Regions from separate parts of the Homo sapiens genome. Here region 2 is linked to region 1. Evidence: chromatin loops called from intact Hi-C (ENCODE). Cell type or tissue: MCF 10A. All regions are shown on one strand. Each heading gives the region's core, and the rest is flanking DNA. Links, peaks and the distances in the headings are about the cores only. Region 1 has its middle 8.9 kb from the start of MMAA. Region 2 overlaps LOC105377468 (a long non-coding RNA gene).

What was found. Hi-C counts contacts between places; a loop is a spot of excess contacts. Peaks named below come from ENCODE experiments on the same cell type or tissue, not always from the same donor. Only the 100,000 strongest peaks of a DNase experiment are listed, where the experiment ranks them.
Region 2: it touches region 1 in a loop (2.6-fold over the local background); 2 of 110 quality-filtered maps call a loop at or near these places.

What each region holds. Positions count from the first base shown.
Region 1 is chr4:145,604,480-145,616,458 of GRCh38, reverse strand. No RefSeq gene overlaps it. Among named protein-coding and RNA genes, the nearest start is that of MMAA, 8.9 kb to the left of the region's middle. In MCF 10A, for the core only: a CTCF peak has its summit at 6,462 (motif pointing right); a DNase peak (open chromatin) is centred at 6,448.
Region 2 is chr4:146,048,248-146,058,278 of GRCh38, reverse strand. It overlaps LOC105377468 (a long non-coding RNA gene), which reads left to right. Exons shown (of 4, transcript NR_188432.1): 3 at 670-825; 4 at 2,079-3,877. Among named protein-coding and RNA genes, the nearest start is that of LINC01095, 69 kb to the left of the region's middle. RefSeq lists enhancers at 3,272-3,521, 2,859-4,058. In MCF 10A, for the core only: no CTCF peak of the experiment used is centred there; DNase peaks (open chromatin) are centred at 3,418, 6,038 and 6,338.

The DNA of each region.
Region 1 (11,979 bases), core at 2,375-10,374:
TTGTCACAGTTGGAGAGTCTGCTATCAGAAGGCAGAGGTCAGGGAAACAGCTGAATATTCTGCAATGCACAGGACAGTCCCCCACAGCTATTTTGCTGGCCTCCAATGTCAGTAGTGCTGAGATTGAAAAATTCTAATTAAAATCACAAAAGAATAATATTATAAACAAATTTATACCAATAAAATCTGATAACTTAGAATAAAAAGTTTTGGGGGCCGGGCATGGTGGCTCACGCCTGTAATCCCAGCACTTTGGGAGGCCGAGGCGGGTGGATCACTTGAGGTCAGGAGTTTGAGGCCAGCCATGTCAACTTGGAGAAACCCCGTCTCTCCAAAAATACAAAAATTAGCTGGGCATGATGGCACGCACCTGTAATCCCAGCTACTTGGTAGGCAGAGGCAGGAGAATCACTTGAACCTAGGAGGCAGAAGTTGTAGTGAGTTGAGATTGCACCACTGCACTCCAGCCTGGATGACAGCGAGACTCTGTCTCAAGAAAAAAAGTTTTTTGAAAAAAAAAAAAAAAACTTATCAAAACACTGAAGAATAAATAGAAAATCTGAGTATTTGTACATCTGGTACAGAATTTGAATTCGCAATTTAAAAATACAAAGAAAACCATCCACGTTAGTGAATTCTATCCAGCATTTAAAGAACACACAATGTCAATTTTATGTAAACTCAGAGAATAGAGGAGGAAGGAATAACAGCAGAACCTTCGGAAAAATCTAACAGACATTAGAGGGAAAAAAAACACAAATTAATATTACTCACTAATACAGATGCAAAATTCCTATAGAAAATACTGGCAAATTGAACCCAGAAAAAAATAAAATAAAATCGCCAATTGCAGTTTATCCAGAATGCAAGATTTGCCCAACATTAATCAACAATAATTTACAACATTAATAAAGGAGAAAATCTTAATAATGGCGGAAAAAGCATTTGACATATTTTATTGCTAACTCATGATGACAACAATCACAAAACTAGAAATAAAAGAGAACTTTATAAAGGACATCTATGAAAGATCAATAGCTATTATGCTTAATGGTGAAATATCCAATCCTAAGATTGGGAACAAGGTAAAGCTGTCGGCTCTCATCACTTCTATTCAGCTTTGTATCAGAAATTCTAGACAGTACAATAAATAATTAAAATAATAAAAGATAAATATTACAAAAGTGCAAAACTGTCTATTCACAGTGGTCTATGTAGAAAATCTGTTTTTCAAAGCTACTAAATAAATTGTTTTTGTAGACTGTACATGTGGAAAATCTTCAACGTCTACTGGATGTTGAAGTCATGGGGTAAAAGCTCAGTATATATTAAAAAAATACTTTATATACTAGTAAGCAGCAATTGGAAAATGACATGTTAAAATATGCCATTTATAATAGTACAGATGATCCCTGACTTATGAGGGTTTCACTTACGATTTTTTTTTACTTTATAATGATGTGAAAGTGATAGACATTCAGAATGCTCCTCAGGTTACAATGGGGTTACATTCAGATAAACCCATCATAAGTTGAAAATATTAAGTTGAAAACCCCCCTACAATTTACAGTATTTTCCATTTAGGATGGGTTTATTCAGACATAACCTCATCATAAGTTGAGGAGCATCTGTATTATAAATACCTAGGAATACGTTTAATGAAAGACATGCAAGAGCTGTACCCTAAAGTGACAAAACATTGCTTAAATGAAAGAGCTAAATAAATGGAGAGATGTGCCATATTTATGCATACTGAACATGTGCCAAGAAAGACCATATTCTGGGTTATAAGTCTCAATTTATAAGGATGAAAATCATACAAAGTATTGTTCTCCAACCACAATGGAATTAGCAGTCAATAATAGTTCTTTGGAAATCTCCAAATCTCAATAATCAAAGGCACAGATTTTCCAGACTGCTGGCCTCAAAAGTTCAGATTGACACTGAAGACATTCTTCTCTGCACAGCCAAGCCAATTGATTCACATGGGAAATAATTATGGACATATTGCCACATTCTAACCAACTGCACTAACCTGGCACTGCCCTGAGATTGGGGTATGCTGGAAGCAACTGCAGACGGCGGTTATATATTTTATTGTACTAAAACAGAGTTACAGCATATTTAAAATTCATGAAATTGTTCCCATTTCTTGCTTTCCTTCCCTCACAGTCTGAAAATACTGATGAAAAATCTGGGAACAAGATTATGGGTGTAGTTGACAAAACAGAAAATCTGTTCCTGGACAGCTTTTGATGAATTTAATAAGTACAGAGATAATGAACATAGACTACATTTGCATAATGGCATAACAAAAATTCATTGAACAATGCTAACTATCTGGGGGAAACTACAGTTTGGAAACTGAATGTAAGATTGTGGTTCTGGCAAGATTACTCATTCTATTTAATGATTATACATGGTGTTGAAGGGGTTGGGGGAAATAGTCCATTTTGTGCTGCTGTAACAGAATACCTGAGACGGCGTAATTTATAAAGATTAAAATAAACATTTACTTCTTAGAGTTCTGGGGGCTGAGAAGTGCAAGGTTGAGGGGCTCACTTCTGGTGAGGGACTTAATGCTGTGTCATTCCATGGCAGAAAACGGAAGGGCAAGAGAGGGGAAGAGGGGTGGGTGGGGAGGGGACTGGCTTCATCCTTTTATGCGGAACTCACTCCTGTGACAACCAACTCATTCCTGTGAAGTGGCATTAATCAGTTTATGTGGGCAGAGGCCTCATTACCTAATCACCTCTCAACACTGTTGCATTGGGGATCAAGCCTCTAACGTGAATTTCAGAGGACACATTCAAACCACAGCATTCCACCCCTAGTCTTCAAACTTTATGACTTCTCACCATGCAAAATACATTCATTCTATCCCAATTGTCCCAAAAGTCTTGTTCTACATCAGTCCAAAAGTCCAAAGACCGAAGTCTCATGTAAATCATGTATGGGTGAGATTCAAGGCACAATTCACCCTGAGGCAAATTCCTTTCCAGTTGTGAACCTGTGAAATTTAACAAGTTATCTACTTCCAAATATATATATATGTTGTGACAGCATAGGATAGACATTCCCATTCCAAAAGGGAAAAATAGGCAAGAAGAAAGTAACAGGACCCAAGCAAGTCTAAAATCCAATAAGAAAAATGAGTTTTAAAGCTGGAGAATAATCTCTTTTGACTCCATATCCCACATCCTGGGCACACCAGGATGGGGCAGGGTCCCTAAGGCCTCGGGCAGCTCCATTCCTACCGCTTTGGTGGACTGTCTACCCAGCAGTGCTCAGATAGAAATTTCATGCCTCCAGCTTTCCCAGGTTGGAGTTGCATGCTGGTAGCCCTACAGTTTTGTGGTCTTGGGAGCTGCCCCACTCTCAAGACCACTAGGCATTGACCTACTGGGCTGTCCACATTCTTTGAAATCTAGGTGGAAGTCACCATGTCCCCACAGCTCTTGGATTCTACACATCTGCAGAATCAGCACCACATGATGCCACCAAGGCTTACCGCTTGTGTCCTCTGGAATGGCAACCTGAGCCACAGCCAGGCCTGCTTGAACCACTGCTGGGGTGACAGGATTACAGCACTGGCATACAGGGAGCAGAGTCTGGAAGTCGCCCTGGGCAGCAAGCCCACGGAGGGCACTGTGGGTTGTCCCCCCAAACCATTCTGTTCTAGAGCTCTGGGCCTGTGATGGAAGGGAGCCTCAAAGATGTCTGAAATTCCTTTCAGGTCATTCTCCATGGTCTTGATGAATATCACCTGGTTTCCTGCTAGCCATACTAACCTCTTTAGCAAATAGTGGCTTGGCCATATCCTCGGTTTGCTGTCCTAAAGACACTATTTTACTTGTGACCTGAGAAACCAAAAGAGATGCCCCTTTATCAACTAAGACAGACCCCAAGTTTAAAGAAACAGATACTTTTCTTTGAGGGTTCAGTGCTCAGCTGACATGATAACTTCTAAATTCCTATGGCTATAAGAATAAACACACTCTTATTAAACTCCCTAACAATAGGAGCTTTCATGTAAATTATCAAGAGCCCTCATAAACTCTGATTTACAACTCAGACCACTTCAACTCTGATTGGACAGAAGACCTACCTTATAAACACACTTTCCTAATGAGTAAGTATAGACCTTAAGCAAGTTTCAGCAAGCTTATAGAGACTGTGCACAGTCTTCGTATCCTACAGTTCACCTTTTAACATGGAGCCAAATTTCACCCCATTTTAATGCCAAAACCCCACCCCAAAGTGAACATGGGTTATACATTATATATGCCTGCCTATTGCACATGCACTCAACTCTCCACATAAATATGTATAGCTTTTCCCCAAACCTGCCGAATATGTATGACTGCACAAGCCCTTTGAGGCATAAGGGCCAACCTGCCCTTTTCATCTTCAAAAAAGAGCACCTTCAGCACATGCCATTGATTCTTCTCAGTTTGCAAACTGATATTGCCAATAAAGCTCTCCTTTCTACCATTTAGGCATTCTGGTGGTGTTTTGGACAACACACTCTCCATGCCCAGGCTGCAAATTTTCCTAATCTTTCTGCTCTGCTTCCCTTTCGGTATAAATTCTAAATCACCTCTCTCTCTCTCCCTCTCTCTCTCTCTCTCTCTCTCTCTGTGTGTGTGTGTGTGTGTGTAGCTTTCATATCTTACATTTTATCTTATTTTGCTGTATACAGTTAAACATATCCATGCAACTCCTTCAATAATTTGCTGCTTAGAAACTTCTTCCACCAGATATTTTAGTTCATCTCTTTTAAGTTCTGCCTTCCACAAAGTCCTAGGAAATGGACACAGTTCCATCACAATTTTCTGCAAAACACGGATAGCTTTTAATCCAGTTTCCAATGCATTGTTTCTTATTTCCATCTGAGACTTCATCAGAATGGCCTCTACTGTCCATATTTCTACCAGCCTTCTGGTCATGACCACTTAAGTAATCCTTAAGAAGATTAGGCTCTCCTCACAGTTCTTGTCTTCTCACCAGAATTGCCCAGTGCTCCATTCACAGCAGTCGAGGCTTTTCTATTTGCTCCTCCAAATTCTTCCAGCCTCTATTTGTTACCCAGTTCCAAAGCCACATCTACATTTTCAGGTATTTGTTGTAGCAACAGCCCCACTCCTCAACACCAATTTTATGTCTTAGTCTGTTTTGTGCTTCTATAACAGAATGCCACAGACTAGGTAATTTATAAAGAAGAGAAATTATTCCTTACAGTTCTGGAGGCTGGGAAGTCCAGAATCAAGGGTCCCACACCTGGTGAGGCCTTCTTGCTCCATCATTCCATGGTGGAAGGCTTGGAGGGCAAGAGAGGGAAAGAGTAGGCAAGGGAAAAGAGTAGGGAAGGGGGCTGAACTTATCCTTTTATCAGGAACTCCACTCCCATGACAATTATGCACTCCTGCAATAATGGCTCCATTCATCCCTTAATGAGAGTAGAGCCCTCAGGACCCAGTCACCTCTCAAAAGTTTCACTTCTCAACACCATTGCATTGGAAATGAAGCCTCCAACACATTAACTTTGGGGAACACATTCAAATCACAGCAACCCTGCATGCTTTCTTCTACTCTCACTATTATCGTGATAAAATAATTTATTTTTTAATAGAAAGATTTCCAACATACAGATCTGTCCCACATGTATCTCTTTCAAGGATTTATAAAATTAAACATTTCTCTTTCAATAGATCATTGAGAGGATTGGGGACTATAAATCACTTTTAATTTTAAAAAGTATTTTTGACCCTTAAAAAGGTTTTAAGTTACTCATCTTCACAATTGTTTATTTTGACTGTCGATTATGCTTAATATAATGAGATTAATTTTCAAATTTCACTTGGTAAATAGAGTTCATAGACCTTTCTTTCCAGAAGTTGCCTTTTTAAAAAAATGACTTTTATTTAAATGTTTTTTCAACCTTTATCTTTTACAGTTTTTAACTTCATGTTACTTCTAATAATTCTGAAAACAATTATTCCATTTTGGTATAATTTTCTAAACTCACAGGGGAAGTCTGATTTTCTTTTCTTGGTATGAACATAAAGGGAAAATCAAATGTGATGGCATGGTAACAACTAATCGCAGCTGATATTATTAAACTATTTTATGGCTATTGTCAACATCCCTGTGAGATAGATGCTACTGTTATCCCATTTTACATACAGGGAAACTGAGACTCAGGGAGATTAACCAATGTGCCCAAATGTTACATGATAGTATAAAAGTCTGGCTTTGAGCTCATGTAATTGACTTCAGTGTCCACATACTTAATCATTGGTGCTTACTTTTCTGTGAATTTACTAAAGTAACAGGATTATTTCAGATTCCCTAACTTATTATGATAGTTCCAATTTCAGTGTTATCTATACATAAGATGTGATGAAATGGCACCATGTTGGCAAATGTTTCGATGTAGCGCACAATTTCACCACATGATGGTGCCAGTGAAGTGAGAAGTCATCTGCTGCTAGTATTTGACATTAGGCTCAGACCTAAATATGTCAACAGAATGTAGTAAAAGATGTTTAAAAATTTTTTTAAAGAGCAATCATAAATAATTATAGACTAGAGTGTCTTTTGAAAACATAAGGAATGAAAACATCACAAATACAAAAAGGGTAAGAGTAATTGACTCATAAAACTTAAAAATAAAAAAGATGAGCTTTTGTATTCATAAGGAAGTATGTAGGACAGATGTCAGAGACTTTCCACAGGAAGGAAAACACCAAAGGAAATGAATTAAATGAGGGCAGGTGACTTAAAAAAAATGAGACCAGCTGTATAGTGATGTAGCTCCAGGGTCAAATGGTTCCAGTAAGATTCCACAATCAGTGCAAACGAGTTAGCAAAAGCCAATGACTAAAAGATTTTTAAAAACCTTTAATAGACATTACTACTTCCTTTTCTAATCTAAAATAAGTATTATTTTTCCCTGCATTATCAAAGATGGAAACAACAATAGAAGGAAGAAGCATTGCTTTTCAGAAATTATTGAAACAAATCCTTACATGTCATTATTACAGTGATTCTCCAAGTTTGGTCCCTGGACCAGCAGCATTGACATCACCTGAAATGTTAGAAATACAAATTATTTGGCCACGCTCAGACTTTTACTGAACCTGAAACTTGGGGAATGAGGCCTTTCAGGGCTTTTGGATGCACCCAAAAGTTAGGGATCCACTGTGTTACTTATGGCCCACGCCTGTAATCCCAGCACTTTGGGAGGCTGAGGCAGGCAGATCACGTGAAGTCAGGAGTTCGAGACCAACCTGGCCAACATGGTGAAACACTGTCTCTACCAAAAATACAAAAATTAGCGAGGCATGCTGGTGGGCACCTGTAATCGCAGCTACTTGGAAGGCTGAGGCAGAAGAATCACATTAACCTGGGAGGCGGAGGTTGCAGTGAGCTGAGATCGCGCCACTGCACTCCAGCCTGAGCAAGACTCTATCTCAAAACAAAACAAAAAAAAGGATAGAAAGAAAACAAATTCACCAAAGCATAATTAATAATACAAAGATATTGGAAATGCCAGTTTAATATTAAAGAAATATTAAGTAAATAATAGTATATTGTCAAGGCATTTAAACATGATTCTGTTAAATAATTTTTAATAATGGAAAATGCCTATTATATAATAGCAGAAGAGTCTCAATTATGTAAAACAATTCTAGAAGAAATATTAGAAGGAAAGAAGCAAAACTAGTTATTAATGGTTGCCTTGGAGTGATGTGATTAAATATACCATTTTCCTCCTGCCTGATTATATTGCAGATGCTGTTTTCAAATTTTATATGAGAAACTATTTTACTCCTATAAATAAGTCTTATAATGATTAAGGATGTTGGGGGGGGGGGTACTTTCCAAAGTCCTACTCAGAGGTTACACTCTTGCCCATTTTGTTCTAACTGTATGGTTGGTAAGAACAAAATATGACACAGATGCCAGTCCACAACATAACCCACCTTCCCCTTCCACATACACCAAAAAACCCCACGGTCATCATGTTGCTTACTGGAGAAAGAAGACATAGAAAGACCATTCTGGCGTAGTTTATATGTATTCAATGTTGAAAGGGAAGTAGGGGATTAAAATCTGACAGTGAGAAAAAACAATCTTGTTATAGACACTAATCACATGCTTTGCCAAGTATTGTTAGTTAATGAAAATATTAAATATTCTGAAGTAATATAAGGGAAAATATCTTTATGTGTAGATAACAACTTGCTTAGACATGTTACCCCTAAGAAAGATTCTCATTTTATAACTGTGTCATTTGAATTAATGACCTGACAAATCAAGTAGTCAAAAAAATTCCAAGATTATAATTTAAAAGATTAATATCTATCTACCTATTTATGTTCATGTATATCTTGAATGTTAGACCCTAAATATGATTATTTCTTTTTGACAAAGATCTGTAGAATATATGCTAAAATTGATAACATTAGGCCATTAAAAACTCAGTATTTAGAAAATAATCTAAAACTTAGATCACATTCTCTAAAAGTAATAAAATACAATAAAAATGAATAACAAATGATTAAACAAGGGGAAAAAAGCAATCATTTAGAAATTTGGGAAGGAGATTATCCCAAATAAGTTATATGACAAAAAGGAAATAAAAACAATAATTATTGCTCCTTTAGAAAAGAAGTATATAAAATTACAAAACAAATGGGATGCATGTGAAGATGAACTCAAACAAAATATATTATTTAAGGAAAAGGAAATTAGAAAAATAAAGACAAAAATTAAAGAATTATTAAATAAAAGCCATTACAGTTATAAGTATACCAAAAGTTGTGTCTTTGAAGGAAAAAATAATACAAAAATGCCCTGAAGACAGAGGGCGGTGACTCATGCCTGTAATCCCAGCACTTTGGGAAGCTGAAGTGGGAAGTTGCTTGAGCCGAGGAGTTAGAGATCAGCCTAGGCAAAATAGTGAGACCCTGTCTCTACAAAAAGAATAAAAATAAATTAGCCAGGTATGATGGCATGCACCTGTGGTCCCCCAGCTACTTGGGAGGCTGAGGTGGGAGGATTGCTTGGGCCTGGGAGGATGAGGCTGCAGTGAGCCATGATTGTGCCACTGCACTCCAGCCTGGATGACAGAGTGAGACCCTGTCTCAAAAAAAGATAAATGCCCTGGAGATTTCTAATTAAGAAACACACACACGCAGAGACACAGACCCACAAACACACACACACCACAAATACACACACACACACACACACACCACAAATACCTAATACATTAGGAATGAAAAGGGGGATAGAAACACTTGGATATGCTTTTATAATTACAAAAGAAGATTTCCACTTCCAGCTGTATGGCAGGCTGGGTTATTCAGACCAACATTCCCGGCTGAAGGAAAGAATAACTTAAAATGCTGTATAGCACATGAAAAGTGAATCCTTTTAAGCAATAAAGATATGATAAGGTAGTAAGACATTTCCAGGGCAAAACCTAAAAAGAGGAAAGACCCAAGGTAGGAGCACAGCATTGAAACTGCTTTTGCCCTAAAAGCATTTGCTAAACCAAGCGAATTTGGTTTCAGTGGCCTTGTAGAGCACGGAAAACAGAACTCAAAGCCTAGTGTGTACTTGAGATGAACAATGTGAAGATCTAAAAGGAGGCCCTTCTGCCATAAAGCCAAGATACCAAAACGATATTCCCTCAGGAAAAAAGATAAACCAGAAATGAACCTGCTCCACCTCTGCCAGGAAGGTTAACTTGGCTCTAAGCAGAGCAGGGCTGGAAAATAACCACCCCTGAAAAGTTGTGAGCATATGAATGCATCAGGCTTTTTCACACAGTATTTACAACACCAAGGTAGTCCAAAAAACTTTAAACCATAATTTTAAGTTGTTTCCAAACTGATGGTGTTTCTATGCACTAGTCAGAGGCAAAGGCATCTTGACTTTAGGCCTCTAAGACAACTCAAAAATAATTTTCCAAGGAAAAACAAAAAGCAACTCACAGACAAACGTAACCAAGAACCACAAGGAAATAAGTCACTATGCACAAGACCCAGCAAAAAACAACAAAGAGCAGAAACAAATATACAATTAATTTAGATATTGTAATATTCCAGTTACAGGAAATAAAATGACTATGCTTTGAAAATGAAAAACCAAGTATTTTCAGGGAATAGGAAACTATTTTTTTAAAAACCTAGCATATTTAAAAGAGAACTAAGCAAACTTCTAGAAATAAAAAATATAACAATTGAAATATAAAACTCAATGGATAGAATTAACAACACACAAGAAGAAGTTGAAAAGAGAATTAGTGAATTTGAAGATTGGTAAGAACTATTCAGAATACAGAGACAAAAAGAAGTAGGAAGTATAAACCAGAGTTTATGTAACACAGAGCTTAGAGCTTCTTCATTTAAGAGTTTCTTAGGTTAAGAAGATCTATTATACATCTGATAAGAGTTCCAGTTGAAGAGAAAGAAAGATATGGAACAGAGATAATAGCTGAGAATTTTCCAGGACTAATGAAAGAAACCAAAAATAAATATACATCTTGACACATACTGAATTGCAGAAAAGCAAGGACTTAACACTTAAAAAGAAGCCGTAGGAAAAGAGAAGACTGATTATTTTCAAAGGAACCTCACTTAGACCAACAATAAACACTGGAAGCCAGGAGCTGGTGAAATATCTTTAATATGTTGAAAGAAAATAACTGCCATTTAAAATCTTATATTCAATAAAATCGTTTTTTAAGAATGAGGGTAGAGACATTTTCAGACCAAAAACAAACAAACAAACAAACAAAAAAACAACAAAAAAAGAGAGTTTACCAGCAGTGCAAAACTCAAAGAAGAAATGATAAAAGATGTAATTTGAACTGAAGAAAAGTGATTTGAAAGGGAGGGTCTGATATGTAATAGGAAATAAAGGGTAAAGGCTGAGGCAGGCAGGATCACTTGAGGTCAGGAGTTCAAGACCAGCCTGGCCAGGATAGTGAAACCTTGTCTCTACTAATAATACAAAACTTAGGGCCAGGCGCAGTGGCTCACACCTGTAATCCCAGAACTTTGGGAGGCCGAGGTGGACGGATCACGAGGTCAGGAGATCGAGACCACAGTGAAACCCCGTTTCTACTAAAAATACAAAAAATTAGCCGGGCACGGTGGCAGGCGTCTGTAGTCCCAGCTACTCAGGAGGCTGAGGCAGGAGAATGGCGTGAACCTGGGAGGTGGCACTTGCAGTGAGCTGAGATTGCACCACTGCACTCCAGCCTGGGCAACAGAGCCAGATTCCATCTCAAAAACAAAAACAAAAACAAAAAAATAACAAACTTAGCCAGGCGTGGTGGCACATGCCTGTAATCCCAGCTACTTGGGAGACTGAGGCAGGAGAATCGCTTGAACCTGGGAGGCGGAGGTTGCAGTGAGCCAAGATTGCGCCATTGCACTCCAGCCTGAGTGACAAGAGCGAAACTCCATCTCAAAAAAAAAAAAAAAAAAAGAATGCTTGATTCAGAATACCAACCACAAAAAATTATGAGAAAGATGGTGTCCTAAATAAATGGAGAAAGGAAGCATTATTTCATTAATAGTCTAGGGAAAATTGGTTGATTAGGTGAGGAAATGACAGCAAAGGCATGACATGAAGCTGGGATTGTGACAGAGGCATCTCTTTTCAGGTGCCTTGGTAGAAAATAGGAAAGACAGAAGATTTGAGGGTTTTCTGCTTGCATTATCAAATCTAGTAATGTGTGATTCCTAGATCTACATCTATCTTTATTTATTTAGATGCTGGAGGAAATGCACAACATGTTAGCAGTGTCTGTCTCCCACTTTCATATTTTAGTTAAATATGCAAAGAGGACTTTTAATTGTTATGAAAAAAACTAACATTTAAAAATGCCCCATGATCTTAATGTGCAAAGTTTAGAAAAGCTAATCATTGTTTTCAGTTGCTTAAGTATGCTCCATT
Region 2 (10,031 bases), core at 2,027-10,026, 440 kb before region 1:
GCATGAACTTGAAATGAGGGTGGAAAAGGAGATATTGTAGGAAAAGATACAAAATAGTCATTTAGGAGGGTGGGAGAGGAACTAAACAAGGAGAATGGGGCAGTAAATAGACTAGGAAGATGTAGTGGGATTGCTGAATAGCACAAAAGTCTCACCGGAGGTGAGTGATAACGAGTTTAAATCAGGACCGCCTGGTTTGGATGTGTATTTTCTCCTGCCATATTAAGCTGCAGGCATGTGCAAACATCATGTGTGGGGAATTGAATTAAGCCAGGACTGGGTCCTTTTCAAGAAAATACAATGAAAGGAGAGAAGGGCAAGAGAGTTGAAAGTGTATGCAAGGGAATTTATACTGATGGACTGTAGAATCTACACAGGGTAAGGACGCGAGGTGAGTGCGGGACAGTGAAAAGGTGGTGGCATCAGATTAACTAATTTTCAGTCCCAAAGGACCAGAAATATTTTAGGAATTGGGATGTTAGTGGGAATAAACTATTAGGTTGGTGCAAAAGTAATTTTCTTGTTTGTTTGGTTTTTTGTTTGTTTGTTTGTTTTGCCCTTACTTTTGCACCAACCTAACAGGAAAAATCAGTGGTTATGGTCAGAAAGTGGGAAGCTTGAAGTTGAGATTATCAAGTTAATATCAGTGCAGTCATTGGTAATGATAAGTTCTAGGATCTAAGCAATGGGAAGAAAGAAGTTGGCTGAAGAAATGATGGAAATTAATTATATAATTGAAGAAAAAGAAGTCAAGGCACTGAGAGCATGTTCAGTTGGCAGAAATTCCATGACAGCATCTACAAGGGCATATTGGAGAGAGTGAGGGTAAGCTTGGAGTTTTCGCTCGTTGAACTTGTTCTCGTGAGCCTATGAATCTGGAGAATCTTATCCTTCTGTTCTAGGGAAGTTTTAAAATCCTTTCTTTTATAATTTCTCCCCTCTGTTTTCTACATTTTGTCTTTCTTAAAGTCCTGTTAGTAAATGATGGTCTCCTAGTTCAATTACCTGATTTACTTGACTCTTCCATTTTTCCATCCCTTTGTCTTTTTACTTAGTTTCTTGAAGACTTACCTTCCAGCCCTTTTATTGAATCTGTTATTTCTGTTACCCTATTTTCATTTACCAAGAATGATTTCTTATGCTCTACATACTCCTTTTTTCATGTAACCACACATTCTTATTTTGCAGATGTAACATTTTATCTTTTTTTTGAGGTCAATAATATGTTTAAGTGTTCTTTTCACTGCACTTTTTGTTACTCCAAGTTGCCTTTATTCATTTATTTGTTTATTTTAATCTTTAATATTTTATGTTGGAGACTTTCCTCACATGTCTGGTGATACTTGATTGTTCACACTTAAGAGTGAGGCACTTAAAAAGCAAATGGGAAGCTTTGTGTGTATTTGCAGTGTTTGTCAATTGCTACTGTTTACTGGAGAGCAATCAGTCAGGCACCTGGTCATTTCACTGGGAGACTTAAAAATGTCAGTATATAAGTCTTTTCTCCAATCAGTTGGTTTTGTCAAAGGGGACTCTTCCAATTCCCTGCCTAGGGAATATAAATCTAGTTGCCAGTGCCCTAACTGCAAGTGAGGGAAAAAGGGTGGGAGTCTCACTAATTAGTATATGGCATGTAGACTTGACCTTGATCATCCTTTTTCAGCCTTACTCCTATCCTCTACAAAACATGGTATCATTGGGTCTGAAAATCCCTGGCTCTATTTCCCTAGAAATTAAACCAGTTGCCTGCTGGGCTGGTTGGTGTACAGAAGAGGAGAAGGATTCTGAGGGGTCATCTCCAATCCCATTTTTTTTCAGCCCCAGCCTGCATCCCTTTCTACAGAAGTAACAACAATTTCCAGTTTCTGAGCCTTTCCAGGGTTGTACAGTAGGTATTCATTTGCTTTTTGATATTTTCCACAGCAAAGCAAACTTTCTTGCTGCTCTGTTAACTTCGTTACCACTCACCCGTCTGCCTTCTGTCTTCCAACATTTTGTTGCTAGCTCTTGTCTGCTGTTGCCTCTTCTGTTCTCTTTATCCTTCCAGGTTTTATAAGATTGTTTTTATTCCTTTTCAGTCATTTCAGAGAGGCTTCAGGATGGAGTTGTGATAAACGCATGTGTTCAGTCTACAATGTTTAACAGGGAGTGCCTCTTGATTTTTTCATGTGAATTACTGAGGAGTAGGTAGTAGACTATCTTGATGCCCTTCCTCATGTCCCTTTGACTCTGAGTTGACCTGCAGCTGCAGTGAACACTTCCTAAGGATGCTGATGTCTTCCCCTATCAAGCACTTGCCTCATTCTGCTTCTCCGAGGATTTCCTCCAGTACACCAAGAGCTTGCCCGACACTCACAAGGTATCCTGGAACTGCTGGGGACTGAAAACCCCTCAACCCATGAAGAATGAGGATCAGTGGATTAATAGCAACTGTCCCATACCTTGGTGGGACTATTATAAGGCATTCTGGTTGGTTCCTCAGAGGTCCCAAATGGGATTGAACCAAAGTTGCCCACAGTAAAAACTCATTCACCAACTCAATTTTCATTTCACCCCTCTCAATTTGCACACTCACTCACTTGTTCTACCTGGGATACTCTCCAAGATAAACTCCTGTATCCAAAGCTTTGTCTCAAGGTCTCATTTGGGAGGAACTCAAACTAAGATAATAGGTACTGGAAGTGACTACAGAAAGTATATTATCAATGGTATGGAGGCAACAAAAACCCCATTAATGGTGGTGAGTAAGGTGGTGACAAACCCTGGCACTTTGAAGAATTTCATTACCCACAATTGACCCATGGTGTACTTGGATGAGGTAAAAATGAAAGGAGACGCTAACCTTATGCAATAGTGCTAACTCCTGAAAGATATAGGGCTGTGATAATCACAGGAATTGAAGAGTTGTCTTGTTCTTGTTAACTCCCCTAGAAGAATTGGGAAAAAAGAAAGATAGGTTTACAACATCCAACTACCCATTCAGAGCATAGCAATGAAAGCCAGAAGGTCTCCTTGGGAGAATCTGAAGAGACCCCCATTTCCTGCAACCAGAGGGCAGGCTGTTCTAAAAAAATGACATTCAGGGGTTCACTGCAAGAGGAATTGAACTACAGAGCAGACTGAAGACACAGTCCAGGCAGGCCTCTCATGCAAAAGTCAAAGCCCTAGAGGAAGGAAATGGTCCTTAAAAACTACTGGGATGCAGGCAGGCATCTGGATAGATGTGCTAGATAACCTTGAACCCCTAGATTCCCTGAACAACCCAGGCTAGCAGGAGTATCCTGCACCCTGTTACTTGAACAGAACAGCTTCCCTTTGCCTAGAGACTCTACACAGTCCTCCTCTGAAGCAGACACCTCCAAGATTACTTCAAGGTCTGCTACTTCCTGCCCTCATTGCCTCTATTCCAAAAACTGGAAACAAGTCTCAGCATGCCCTGAGCAGGGTAGCACATTTCTTGCTGTGAGAGATATGACAGATTGTATTTTCTAAAGAAGGCTGCAACCATGTCTCTCATCCCAAATGCTCTTCTACAATGCAATCTTGTCACTCCTCTACCAAGAGATGAAACCTAATTTCAATGCCCTTGAATCTAAGCTGGACTTTACTTGCTTTGACCTGTAATGTACAGAAGTGACACTGTGTGATTCTTACAGCTGAGTCATAAAAGGTGATGCAGCTTCTGCCTTGTTCCTGGGGACATATGCCTCTGTGAGATTGAGCTACTAAATAACAAGACCACCTACCTTGAGGCTGCCATGCTGGAAGAAAGCAAAGCCACATGAAGAGCAAGTAAGCTGGTTGCTTTAGCAAGATCCTTCATATTGATAGTGAATGTGCACTTCTGTCTTTCTCTTGTGAATGCAAACCACTTTTTCAATAGTCTCACGTTAAGTGCCAAAGATTGTTGTTTTTGTTGAATGCATTCTCTTTATCATTCACTACCTGGCCCTAGGAATTTGTTCAATGATCCTCATTTCTGTTACAATATAGTCTTCAGTGACCTTGATCATCTTCACATTCTATAGAACATCATCCTGGCCCATTATATTAATGACAGAATAATAATTGAACTTGGTTTTTAGGAAGGAGCAAGTATACTGGTTTTAAATACTTCATGCTGAAGGAATGAGAGATAAGCCCTACAAAGTTTTGGAAGTCTGCCACATCAGGGAATATTTTAGGGGCCCAAAGATCCAGGGGTATGTTGAGACACCCTACTCAAAAGAATACTTTACATTTCCTACCACTAAGACAGAGGCACAGCACTTGGTGAGCTGCTTTGAATTCCTGAGGCAAAAAAATAACAATAATAAATACTACCCATGAGAATAATGCTCTGATCTATTGTATCAGAAGACTATTGACTTTGCGGGGGTCTGAGAGAGTATCTGAATAGCCTTTTAAAGACTTAAAAAGGCATTGGCTTAGGAATTGCACCTTGCATGGCTAGGTCATTGTCCTCGAGGATACAGCATATTTGTTGAACCAGTGATCACTATATGCAATCACTGTGCTGTTTTCCCAGCATTTGGAATACACAGGAATGATAATTAAAGGATACAAGTAGGACTGACTTAAACACACTCCCTTTCACCCATTAGTGGAAATTATGTTTTTAATTCTTACAACTTTAGGCTCTTCCTGATTAAAAGCCTTGGTCTCAAGGTGTGTGTACAGACGGAGACAGTAAGTGTTCCACTGCATCAATGCAGTGCCATCTGAGGATTTGGGCATCTCCATACTGACAGGTCAGCAGGCAAAAATGGGAGTACTATACTGGCAGGGACACCTGACTGATTATCTTGAAGAGTCGGAGTTGCTGCTACATAATGGGCCCAGGGAGGAAGATGTCTAGAACTTGGGGGAATCACTCAGGCCCCCCTTAGTGCTTCTTTGTCTGGCGATAATAGCAGAGAAGCAATTGAAGTAGCCATGTCCTCACAAGGGCAAGGTAATCAAGGCCCAGCCACTCAGAGATGAAGGTCTGGTCATACACTGAGCAAGCAATGATGACTAGTGGAAGTGCTAGCCAAGGATTCGGGAAATCTAGAAGAAGTGGAATTGGAGAGAGATGATGAGTATAGATTATAGCCTTGGGACCAGCTGCAGCAGTGAAGATTGTGACTTGTTCCACATATTCTTCTATTTTCAGTCATTTTTGGAGATTGCAGCCAGCTACAACTCTGAAATGTCAGTAACAGAGCAAACTAAGGGTGGGCATGAGAGGATCTGCTGAGAGCAAGGAATGAACATGGTAGTCACTAATGATACACTGCCCATGTTCCCCGGCTCACCTGTTAGCTCCCCGGCAGCTTGCAAACATGTCTATACACACTGCCATCTTCCTACCACGAGTGCCATAACTCTCTGCTTCTCTGCTGAGGCCCTTCTCAGCTCACAGTGCGAGTAGCCTGCAAGTGCTAAGGGCATAATGCCTCCAAGGTCAACTTTAATCAACGAGGTTCAAGAGTCAGAAGAGTGAATTCCTTCTGAGATACATTCTTTCTGGTTTCTCAGAGGCTCCCCAGAGGAAGTAGGCCCCAGTTGCTTAGGAAAAATGGAACCTACTTATTAAGGCACCCCCTTTTTACTTTTCTCCTTTCTTTCTCTCCCTTTCCCCACTCCATTCCGTGAAGTTCCTGGGATCACCAAATAAACTATCTGTAATCAAATCTTTATCTCACTCTGCATTCTGGGGAACCCAAACAAAGATGGTAAGTTTGCCTATCTACATTTATGTCTTATTTGCTACAAGTATTACTGGTAATTTTCTTGACAAAAGTAATATGATATCTGCTGATAGGCCAAAATAATACATATTTATAGTGATAACTGCAGCAAAAATGTGAAAACCAATTTTAAAAAGTTATTTTCACTAGTTTAAGAAAAATGAAGAAATTGAACTTTTAAAAAATGCAGTAATACCTCCTAACACATTATGAAGAGGAATATTTTCATAACTGTAGAAATGGTTGGTAAGGCTGTCAACTATCCAAGGATTATATTGAAATAGCTGTCATTGGCCAACTACTATGACTAATGAAATCAACATTTTCACCATGCAGGCAAAATAAACGTCATGAGTCAAATTTAAGAGGTATTTCTTTTTTTCTTTAAAAGTTGTTGAACTATCCAGGTTACTCAACCCTCAGTTTTTCATTTTACAACAGAGTTTTCACATACACAAATACACATACACACACATTTGCATTCAGACATATTCAGACATACATGCACACATCTTTTAGCATTTTAAATATTTTCAAAGTGTAGCTCTACAGACTCATGCATTTTAACTTTGGTAATGCATGCAGTATTCCCTTTGGAATGCAGCTTATGAAGAAATCCACGCTGGGGGCAAGTATATAGTAATTCTTTCTTTATCTCCTGCATATATTAGGAAACCCTCCAGGAGGGTTATTACTAAGACAAATTTAGAAAGACCTCCACATTCACAGAGACAAAAATATCAGCGGCATCCTGAAAAAGCCAATGAGTGATCAAAAATCAGAAATAAACAAGCTTTGCTCATTTTAAGCCATATAAATATTTGTTGAATAAATCCTGTTTTGTTTTCACTTTTGATGGGATGTTAGTTTGTGAAATCAAATGATACCCAGATTCTTTCTTCCCATAGGTTTATAAATACCCAAATATGGCATATTTGACTCCATATACAGGCTTTGTTGAACATGGATTGTTTTTGTCTACCTTTCTCCATTTCAATCACATGGTTCTAGTGTGAACTTCTAATTATGGACCCCTGATCTCTCTGTTCCAGTCAAAGGGCAGGAATGTGGTTAATTACCATGCATCATGCACTGTCTTTAGTGATTATTCTAAGAGGCTATGAAAGGTAAACCAATCAGAGGCCTTCACCAGGATTCTGAAGTGGAGCTCCACAAGGAAGAAGAGCTTTCTTTGTTAATGATGATGTCTGGAAGCAGCCATGTAACTCCACCCCATGGAGACAGCTGGTATAGAAGAATGAAGCCAAATTGTAGGGACAGGTGATACCAAGTGTAAGGTCCTCAGTTCTAGAGTTGGAGAATCCCACTGCCCAACTCTGTGCACCCTGTCTTCTGGGGTTTGGTTGTTCCCTTCACAAGCTTTCTGGGAGCACCTATTGTATCTCTCCCCGTATTCCTCCATGGAGCTCAAAGTAAGCCACCTTGGGTTTCCACTGTTTACAACCAAGAGCTCTGATATATGTGCTGCATTTACTTTTGCTGTTTTATCAAATACTTACAAACTCAACTGCTTAATTAGGCAAAGCATTCTATTGCTTTTCCTTTTTGATATCTCAGTAATTGATTTCTAAGGAAGAGAGGGCATCTTGCTGGGATTGTTTTCACCTATTGCTCTTTTGCCCAGCCTCACCCAGCTCAGATATTGACTAAAGCCGTTCAACTCAGCTGGTCTGGCTACAGAGTACAGGGGTAGGTGCGCACCATGGCTCAGGTGCAATAACGACTGTAGCTTCCCAAATTGTAATGTCAGGTTACCAATGTCGAGACGAATTGGGATTGCCTAAGTGATTCCCTGGGTACACTCACCTTTTTACCCAATGATAAAAACGAGAGATCTCAACAAAATAGCTCTTATCTATTATGCTGCAGACTGACAATTCTTTTTTTTGTTTGTTTGTTTTTTTGAAGACAGAGTCTCACTCTGTTGCCCAGGCTGTAGTGCAGTGGTGCAATCTCCACTCACTGCAACCTCAGCCTCCTGGGCTCAAGTGATTCTCCCACCTCAGCCTCCCGAGTAGCTGGAACTGCAGGCACGCACCGCCAGGCCCAGCTTATTTTTGTTTTTCGTATTTTCTGTAAGATGGGGTTTCACTACATTGCCGAGGCTGGTCTTGAACTCCTGGGCTCAAGCGATCTGCCCACCTTGGCCTCCCAAAGTACTGGGATTACAGGCATGAGGCACTGCACCCAACCAACAATTCTTAAAACTATTTTTAGTTACAATTCTGAAGACAGGGCTCAATGTTGGTTTTAAGGGTTTTATTTTATATTTTGCTAACTACTTACCCTTTTAAAAATCATTTTAGAACCATTTCGAGGATGTAGAAATGTCAACTGTTATTTATTTGTCATCTTCTCCAAATTTTAGGTTTAAAAGAGGCAATATGTGATTGGCCTAGCTTGGGTCACGTGGCCCCTCTTCACTAGGAGGTGCAGGGCACACCCAAAAAGGTTATCCACTGGGGAGTGTAATGCTCTAAGGGAAATCGGATGCTGTTGGTAAGGGGAATAGACACTAAGCAGTAAAATAACCACAAATGCCCACTACAGTGAGCATATGAGATTATTTTCACTAGAGCTAAGCAGAACATAACTGGATATTAACCGCTTCCTAAAATATGACATTCACCTGCAATATGCAAAGAGCTGAGACTACTTCTCTTGAACTTCCCACTTTCGTTTCTCTTTTCTTTTCTTTTTTTTCTCTTTTTTTTTTTTTTTTGAGATGGAGTTTTGCTCTTGTCCTCCAGGCTGGAGTCCAATGGCACAATCTGCAACCTCCGCCTCCCAGGTTCAAGCGATTCTCCTGCATCAGCCTCCCAAGTAGCTGGGATTACAGGCACCCACCAACATGCCTGGCTAATTTTTGTATTTTTAGTAGAGACAAGGTTTCACCATGTTGGCAAGGCTGGTCTCGACCTCCTGACCTCAAGTGATTCTCCTGCCTTGGCCTCCCAAGGCACTGGGTTTACAGATGTGAGCCACCGTGCCCGGCCCCACACTTTCATTTTTCACTTCATTTAGCCTAAGGCAGGATTCCTGGTTTCTTTTTTCCCCCCTTATTATTTTTTTTCAGAAAAAAAAAATTTTTTTCTCAAAATTTCAGAAGAAAGCCTTTCTTTAAAATATTACCTTACTAGATTTATCTTGTCCAATGTGGAAAGCTATGCATTATATACTGCTAAGTAAAAACAAACAAGCAGCAGAATAGTATAAAATCTCATTTTGATTATTTTAAAACATTATTTAGACAATTTTTTTTGGAGACAGATACTCATTATGTTGCTCAAGCTGGAGTGCAGTGGCTATTCACAGACATGACCATAACACACTACAGCTTCAAACTCCTGGCCTCAAGAGATCCTCCTGCCTCAGACTCCCAAGTAGCTAGACAAAACATGTTAAATTGCAAATATAACTGAATATATACTAAAAAGTCTTCCTCATAGATACTCACCAAACATGTAATGCTGGTGTGATAAGCAGAATAATGCCCCCTCAAATATGTCCACATCTTAATCTCTAGAATCTTTAGATATGTTACCTTACATGGCAAAAGGAACTTTGTGGATATGGTTAAACTAAGAATCTTGAGATGGGCAGCTCAGCGTAGATTATTCAGCTGGGCTCAATGTAATGACAAGCGTCCCTGTAAGTGAAAAAGAGAGGCAGAAGAGTCAGTTTCAGGGTGGTATAGTAGGAGAAAGATTTGACTGCCATTACCAGGTTTGAAGATGGAAGGAAGCCACAAGCAGAGGAATGCAGGCAACTGTAGGGGCTAGAAAAGGCAAGGAAACAGATTCTGCCTTAGAGCCCCTAGAAGGGAACTCATTTCTGCCAGTACCTTGAGTTTTGCCCAGTGAGACCCATTTCTGATTTCTGACCTCTAGGACTAAATAATTTGTTGTGTGTGTTGTTTTTTAAGCCACCAAGTTTGTGGTAATTTATTATAGCACCAATGGCAAATGGATGCACATGGTTAATCTTGGGTAGTGGGTTTTTTGGGGGAGGGATGTAGAAGGAGAGACCAAAGGACATTAATACTTCCAAGCTGAAAATTTTTGCAAGTGTGTGCTATTTGTGAGGTCCATTCCAAGATGGCTGAATAGGAACAGCTCAGGTTTGCAGCTCCCACCGTGATTGACGCAGAAGAGGTGATTGCTGCATTTCCAACTGAGGTAGCTGGTTCATCTCATTGGGACTGGTTGGACAGTGGGTGCAGCCCACGGAGGGCAAGCCAAAGCAGCGCAGGACATTGCCTCACCTGGGAAGCGCAAG